Linked DNA regions of Homo sapiens: region 2 is linked to region 1. The links are chromatin contacts, found by Hi-C or POLR2A ChIA-PET in ENCODE. All regions are on one chromosome and are shown on one strand. Each heading gives the region's core, a stretch centred on a gene start or an enhancer-like site at or near the end of the contact. The rest is flanking DNA. Distances are from core to core; before and after follow the strand shown. Region 1 holds the start of IRGM (immunity related GTPase M). Region 2 has its middle 51 kb from the start of SYNPO.

The links. A loop is a pair of places that touch in the nucleus more often than their neighbours do. ChIA-PET counts read pairs that join two places held with the same protein, here RNA polymerase II (POLR2A). Pooled maps may share reads with other maps.
Region 2: a pooled map shows a loop between it and region 1 (2.7-fold over the local background). The contact joins the enhancer-like site here to the promoter of IRGM in region 1. A Hi-C loop is called at or near these places in 5 of 50 pooled maps. POLR2A ChIA-PET finds 5 or more read pairs at or near these places in 2 of 52 experiments (H1 and activated naive CD4-positive, alpha-beta T cell).

What each region holds. Positions count from the first base shown.
Region 1 is chr5:150,844,790-150,848,404 of GRCh38, forward strand. IRGM (immunity related GTPase M) reads left to right here and starts at 1,732. Exons shown (of 2, transcript NM_001145805.2): 1 at 1,732-2,431; 2 at 2,920-3,615. The coding sequence starts at 3,335. RefSeq lists a silencer at 2,318-2,612.
Region 2 is chr5:150,587,777-150,591,391 of GRCh38, forward strand. It overlaps a transcript of SYNPO not described here. Among named protein-coding and RNA genes, the nearest start is that of SYNPO, 51 kb to the right of the region's middle. RefSeq lists enhancers at 2,443-2,942, 2,490-2,689. Within about 2 kb of position 1,560, at least 13 of the 41 ENCODE cell types and tissues checked have a DNase peak (open chromatin) inside an H3K27ac peak, as active enhancers do.

The DNA of each region.
Region 1 (3,615 bases), core at 482-2,981:
TGTGTCATGTGAGAGAGTGTGTGGGCACTGGGCACACGAAGCATGAGGGTAGGTGAGTGAACATGTGTCAGCCTACATGAGTGTATATATATGTGCACAGAGTGTGTGAGCATGTGTGCATCAAACATAAGTTTGTGTGAACGTGGCACCACGAGTGAATTTGTGTGTTTGTGTGTGGGGTAAGTGAACATGTTGCAGCCTGAGTGAGCAAGTGTAGTGTGTGCAACAGGGATGTATGTATTCATGTTTACACATGTCAGCTTAAGTATGTTAGGGTGTGTGAACGTGTGTCAGTGTGAGTATGTGTGGGCCTGTGCACAGAATGCAAGTAAGTGTATGTGTGCATGCCGAGGGTGAGTGAGAGTGTGTGTGTGGGGGGGTAAGTAAACATGGCTGGGCATGGGTGAGTGTGCACACCAGGTATGAGTGGCTGTGTGCAGTGTTGTGTGTGTTCACAATGAGTGTGTGAAACAGACCTGCCAGGCCATGCTAGTGAGAGGTGACAGCATGCTGGCAGCCCTCGCAGCCCTCGCTGGCTCTCGGAGCCTCCTCAGCCTTGGCGCCCACTCTAGTGGCACTTGAGGAGCCCTTCAGCCCGCCGCTGCACTGTGGGAGCCCCTTTCTGGGCTGGCCAAGGCCGGAGCTGGCTCCCTCAGCTTGTGGGGAGGTGTGGAGGGAGAGGCACGGGCAGCAACTGGGGCTGCGGGCGTCGCTTGCGGGCCAGCACGAGTTCCGGGTGGGCGTGGGCTCAGCGGGCCCGCGCTCAGAGCAGCCATCCGGCCCCGATGGCCCCTGGCAGTGAGGGGCTTAGCACCTGGGCCAGCAGCTGCTGTGCTGGATTTCTCCCCGGCCTTAGCTGCCTCCCCGCAGGGCAGGGCTTGGGACCTGCAGCCCGCCATGCCTGAGCCTCTCTCCCCTGCCCCACTCCGTGGGCTCCTGCACAGCCCGAGCCTCCCCTATGAGCGCCGCTCCCTGCTCCACGGCGCCCAGTCCCATCCACTGCCCAAGGGCTGAAGAGTGCAGGCGCATGGCCGGGGACTGCCAGGCAGCTTCACCTGCGGCCTGGTGCAGGATCCACTGGGTGAAGCCAGCTGGGCTCCTGAGTCTGGTGGGGACTTGGACAACATTTATGTCTAGCTAAGGGATTGTAAATACACCAATCAGCACTCTGTATCTAGCTCAAGGTTTGTAAACACACCAATCAGCACCCTGTGTCTAGCTCAGGGTTTGCGAACACACCAATCGACCCTCTGTATCTAGCTAATCTAGTGGGGACATGGAGAACTTTTGTGTCTAGCTCAGGAATTGTAAATGCACCAATCAGCACCCTGTGTCTAGCTCAGGGTTTGTGGATGCACCAATCAGCACTCTGAGCCTAGCTAATCTGGTGGGGACTTGGAGAATCTTTATGTCTAGCTAAGGGATTGTGAATGCACCAATTGGCACTCTATATCTAGCTCAAGGTTTGTAAACACACCAATCAGCACCCTGTGTCTAGCTCAAGGTTTGCAAATGCACCAATCTATACTCTGTATCTAGCTAATCTAGTGGGGAGGTGGAGAACTTTTGTGTCTAGCTCAGGGATTGTAAACACACCAATCAGCACCCTGTCAAAATGGACCAATCAGCTCTCTGTAAAACAGACCAATCGGCTCTCTGTAAAATGGACCAATCAGCAGGATGTGGGTGGGCCAGATAAGAGAATAAAAGCAGGCTGCCCGAACCAGCAGTGGTAACCTGCTCAGGTCCCCTTCCATGCTGTGGAAGCTTTGTTTTTTTGCACTTTGCAGTAAATCTTGCTGCTGCTCATTCTTTGGGTCCACACTGCCTTTATGAGCTGTAACACTCACCGTGAAGGTCTGCAGCATCACTCCTGAAACCTGTGAAACAACGAACCCCCCGGGGAGAAACGAACAACTCCAGACTCGCCGCCTGAAGAGCTGTAACTCTCACTTCGAAGGTCTGCAGCTTCGCTCCTGAGTCAGTGAAACCACGAACCCACCGGAAGGAAGAAACTCTGAACACATCCAAACATCAGAAGGAACAAACTCCGGACACGCAGCCTTTAAGAATTGTAACACTCACCGCGAGGGTCCGTGGCTTCATTCTTGAAGTCAGTGAGACGAAGAACCCACCAATTCCGGTAGGAGTAGGAAATCACATCACCTTCTTTTAATCAGTCTCAAATACCTGGCCCCTTGTGGAACCTGCAAGAGCCAGGTTTGGCGAATGCAATGATAAGCAATTGTCTAATCACTGCCTTGAAAAAGAGCAGAGCATTTGAGTATGCTGTCTCCTCCTCTCCCTCACTTCAGTTGGGCCCAACATGACAGTCTTAATGGAAGCTCGGGGGTCAAAGGCTGGTGGCTTACTTCACGTATATTGCAGCATTTCAGTACTGCTCTGCACGTGTGCTCCCCCGCCTGATGAGGTAAGTGTTAAACAGGGATGATCACAGCTTCAAGTAAGCAATGGGAATTGGATGTTTTATGTCCTCTGGCGCCATCTTCAGCAGAGAAATATATAGGTCACTTTTACTTGTCTGGTTTTGGTCTTGAAATATGTACTGAAACTTGTGAAGGAGCAGACCTATATTAGGATAGAGTAAAAGAGGGAAAGACAAAAACCTCTTGGGCTTTTCAGGAGACTTGGTTCATTCTCTGCTTTTCAAGCCATCTCATGGCCACATGCCTGCTTTGGAGGCTGACTCGGAGGCACAACCGGCCTCAGGGCGTTCCTCAGGGACCCTACCTTTCTTGCTCCCTGAAGAAATGTGCACATTGCTTGAATAAAAACAATCAAAGAACACTCAGTCAAGATCGTCTGCTGCAGTCTTCGTTGAGGGCTGGGGATGCTAAAAGTCAGATGATTCATGTGTACCCTGTCCATCCTAACTCACCTGCTCTTCTACTTCCGCAGCTTACTCCAGTGCCCACAGATACGACAGAGTGTCCCAAGTGCCCCTCACACTCTATTAGCTGCATCCTTAACCTCTTTTTGCCACACCATAAGCATTGGGTTTTGTTTGTTTTGAGATGGAGTCTTGCTCTGTTGCCAGGCTGGAGTGCAATGGCGTGATCTCAGCTCACTGCAATATCTGCGTCCAGGGTTCAAGCGATTCCCCTGCCTCAGCCTCCTGTATTAGCTGGGACTACAGGCGCACACCACCACGCGCAGCTAATTTTTTTGTATTTTAGTAGAGAAGGTTTCACGATGTTGGCCAGGATGGTCTCAATCTCCTGACCTCGTGATCTGCTCGCCTCGGCCTTCCAAAGTGCTGGGATTACAGGCATGAGCCACGGCGCCTGGCCAGCATTGGGGTATTTTATTGAAGATGGAAGCCATGAATGTTGAGAAAGCCTCAGCAGATGGGAACTTGCCAGAGGTGATCTCTAACATCAAGGAGACTCTGAAGATAGTGTCCAGGACACCAGTTAACATCACTATGGCAGGGGACTCTGGCAATGGGATGTCCACCTTCATCAGTGCCCTTCGAAACACAGGACATGAGGGTAAGGCCTCACCTCCTACTGAGCTGGTAAAAGCTACCCAAAGATGTGCCTCCTATTTCTCTTCCCACTTTTCAAATGTGGTGTTGTGGGACCTGCCTGGCAC
Region 2 (3,615 bases), core at 310-2,809, 260 kb before region 1:
CCACTGTGTGAAACAGCCTCTGGAAAAGGGGCCAGAAGGCTTTGTTCCAGTCCTGTCTCTTCTGAGGTTTCTGTGTGACTTGGGACAAGTCATTGGGACTCCATTTTCTCTTTAGAAGAAAAGATTGGGTCTCTCCCAGGGGCAAAATCTAGCTATTCCCTTGCATTTTTGGGAAGGTCAGCCTTACTGAGCTGTGTTGGATATCCCTCCCCATACCTTTCTCAAAGCCCAATAGAGTTGTCAGGATGAACGCCAGGCCCCTAGGGGTAAAGTGAAGTAATTTTACAATGAGTCAGTGTACAGTATGAATTTTTTTAGTTTCAAAAAAGTGTGAAAACATGGTTCCATATTCCATAGAGGATAGTCCAAAGGCCTCAGCCTGACTTTATGGACCCTGGGAGCTTCTGGGACCTCCCATTCTGGTCTGAGGACCAACCTCCAACTCCCTCTTGAGCCAGCCTGGCCACCGGCCATATCTCCATGCGTGACTTTCCACTCTCTGGTGTGCCCCGGGGGTCGGGGGAAGCTGCGTGTTATAAAAGGGCCCTTAGTGAGTTTCTGGTACCACATAACCTTCCTGGAACTTTGTCACTACCCTGGACTTCTGCAACCCCAGCCTCTGAAGCTGGGGGTGTGTCTGCCAGGGGGAACTTCCCCTCCCCCAGAGCCAGCCTCAGGCTGCCTGTCCCCACCCAGAGGAAAAGGGGCTCCACATGTTGGGAAGGGAAGGACCTCTGCAGCAGCCATGGAAGAAAGTAGGTCTTGAGCATCTCAGAGCCCCAGACACCCAGGATTGTGGGAGTCAGAGAGAAGGGGATCTCAGTCTGTCTAGGAGAGTGGGGGAGAAAAACCATCCTATATGGCAGAGGTTAGGGGTGGGGTGCAGGAAGGGGGCAGGGGAGAGAAGAGGAGGCTGGGGCGGTGCTCCCAGGAGCTCCCAGGGGCCATAAAGTCAGTCTAATGAGGCCTTTGGACTTTATCCTCTGTGGAATATGGAACCTTTTTTTTTAAAGGTGTTCACACTTTTTGACATAAAAAAATTTGTATTGCACAGTCACTTATTTACAAAAAAAAGGCAGCAAACAATACAACTGAATTCTTAGTAAAAAATAAATTTTCCTTCCCCTCTCCCAATTCCTTCTTGAGAAGCAAACCCTTTTGACAGGTCTTGTATGTCTTTGGAGCAATATTCGAGGCTATATTGATTCAATGCATTCCATTGCTTCCTTTTTGTAAGTGGTAATGTACTATACACACCATTCTCTGTTCCAGTGTATGCTTTATAGATTTTTTTTTTTTTCTGGAGACAGAGTCTCGCTGTGTTGCCTAGGCTGGAGTGCAGTGGTGTGATCTTGGCTCACTGCAACCTCCGCCTCCTGGGTTCAAGCAATTCTCCTGCCTCAGCCTCCCGAGTAGCTGGGACTACAGGTGTGCGCCACCACACCCAGCTAATTTTTTTGTATTTTCAGTAGAGACGGGGTTTGGCTATGTTGGCCAGGCTGGTCTTGAACTCCTGACCTCAAGTGATCCACCCACATCAGCCTCCCAAAGTGCTAGGATTACAGGCAAGAACCACCACACCCAGCCTTACAGATAATTTCTGAGCAGCACATGTAGGTGTATCTCATTGGTTTTACCCCCACTTACTGTCCTGCCATATAGACGCTCTGCACGTCATTACCCATCCCTACGAATGGACCTTGACATCATTTCTAGCCATTTGCTTCCACAAACAACCCTGCGATGAACATATCCTCACGCATTCACCTTTGAGCATGTGGGCTGGTGTGCCAGCTGGATAACTTCCTAGAAGTGGTATTGCTGGTCAAAGGATACATGCATTTAATTCAGTATGTGTCACCACATTGTTGCCTAGAAGGTTTTGAGCAGGGGAATGACAGGCCCCCGTGGTCTGGTCAGTTGCTGCTAATGCATTTGGCAGGAGGTAGAAAGAGCAAATTATTGGATTATGAGCCACACAGTCTCCAGGTCTGAGATGGACTAAAGTATCTTCAAATGAGGGTTTATTCAGAGTCCCTGTGAGCCCTTTCAAAGCCCCCAGCTCTGTGCTCTCTGTAGTGCTCTCTGGAGCCTGGGAGAAAGGGATTCCAGTAGACAAGTTCCTTTGCTGTGGGGAGAGGTCCCCAGTTCACCAGTCATGCAAGGACCCACATCCCCCGCCAGGGGTGGCTGCAAACAACCTAGTGGGGAGAGGACAGGCTGCCGACAGCTGCAAGGAACGAAGTTCAGCCAAAGCCCGCGCAGAGGGCTGCCAAGAGTTTTTTCTTTTCATTTTTCCAAGCCTTGCGCTTTGGGCTGGGGCACAGTGTCATCCTCATGTTTCCTATTATTTTACAAGGCTCCCATCAAAGCGCCAGCCGCACAGGCTCTTTGATGTCTGAGCTGGAGCCTGCCTCTGCCTTGGGGAGAAGCATCTTTGCTGAGGATCAAGAGGTGAATGAGGCCTGAGATGGTCCCCATGCCTCTCCCCTACGTGCTCCCCTGGCTCATCTCCTGGCTGGGACCATAGGCCCCTGGAGGGGGAGAGAGGGACCGCCACAGCCAGCCAAGCTGAAAAGCCTCTAAGATAGCTCAGAAGGGGATGTGGAGGCCCAGAGAGGGCCAAGGGGCTGCTCCAGGCCACACAGCAACTTGGTAGAGCACTTCAGCTCTGGTGGTGATCAGACGCTGGGTGAGACAGCAGAGGGGATTTCTACCAGAGTCAAACCAAGCCTGGCAGGCAGCCTTTGTCTCTTGGTTTCTCAGTTTCTCCACCTCACGTCCTAGAAGTCTTTTGGGGCTGATACTGTGCATCTGAGGGTGGCGCTTGTGTGGGCTCTGTCCCTTCTAAATACGTGACCTTGAGCAAGTTACTTAACACAACCAAGCCTCAGCTTTTTCCTCTCTAAAATAAGATAATGGCAATTGTCAGCTTAGAGGGTCCCTGTGTGGGTGCAATAAGAAGATTCACAGAAAATACTTAGCACGGTGCCTGACACGTGAAGGGTCTCGAAAAGGAAGGGCTGTTATCGTTGTTGCTGGTAATGACAATAAAGAAGTGGGAAGGGGGCTTCTAAGGAGAAGAGGCTGGTGCAGCATAGACTTGCTGCTATACCTCCCCGTCCTCAGCCCAGTCCTGGTCTAAGAAGGGACTGGGGCCTTCTCTGCAATCCAGGGAATTAGCTCCTTTTCTGCCCCCCTCCCAGCCCCTACCTCTAATTCCAAGGCTGTCTTCTGAGCCTCAGGGTTAGAGGGGGTGGGGAACAGATGAGGCAAAGGTGCCAGGCCTGGGATGGGGGCACTAATGGTGTCTGGGCCGGAAGGTCTGGTAGGTGGGGGAGGGGTGTCTGGAGGACATGGCCCGCAGCCCTGACTCCCGGAGGCAGCCAGAGTGGAAGTGGGGGTGGGTCTTGGCAAAGCTGAAAAGGCTGGGATTTGACTTGGAAACACATTGAGAAGTCCCTGGCGGCTGCCTCCTCAGTAACAGCCCCTCTGAAGCTGAGCCCGGGACGGGGAGGCTGTTTTGTATAAAGGGGCTCTGGGGACCTCAGTGATGGAGAATGGACTGAAACCTCTCCCCCAGAACTGCAGCATGCGCAGCTGAGCCCCCAGCAC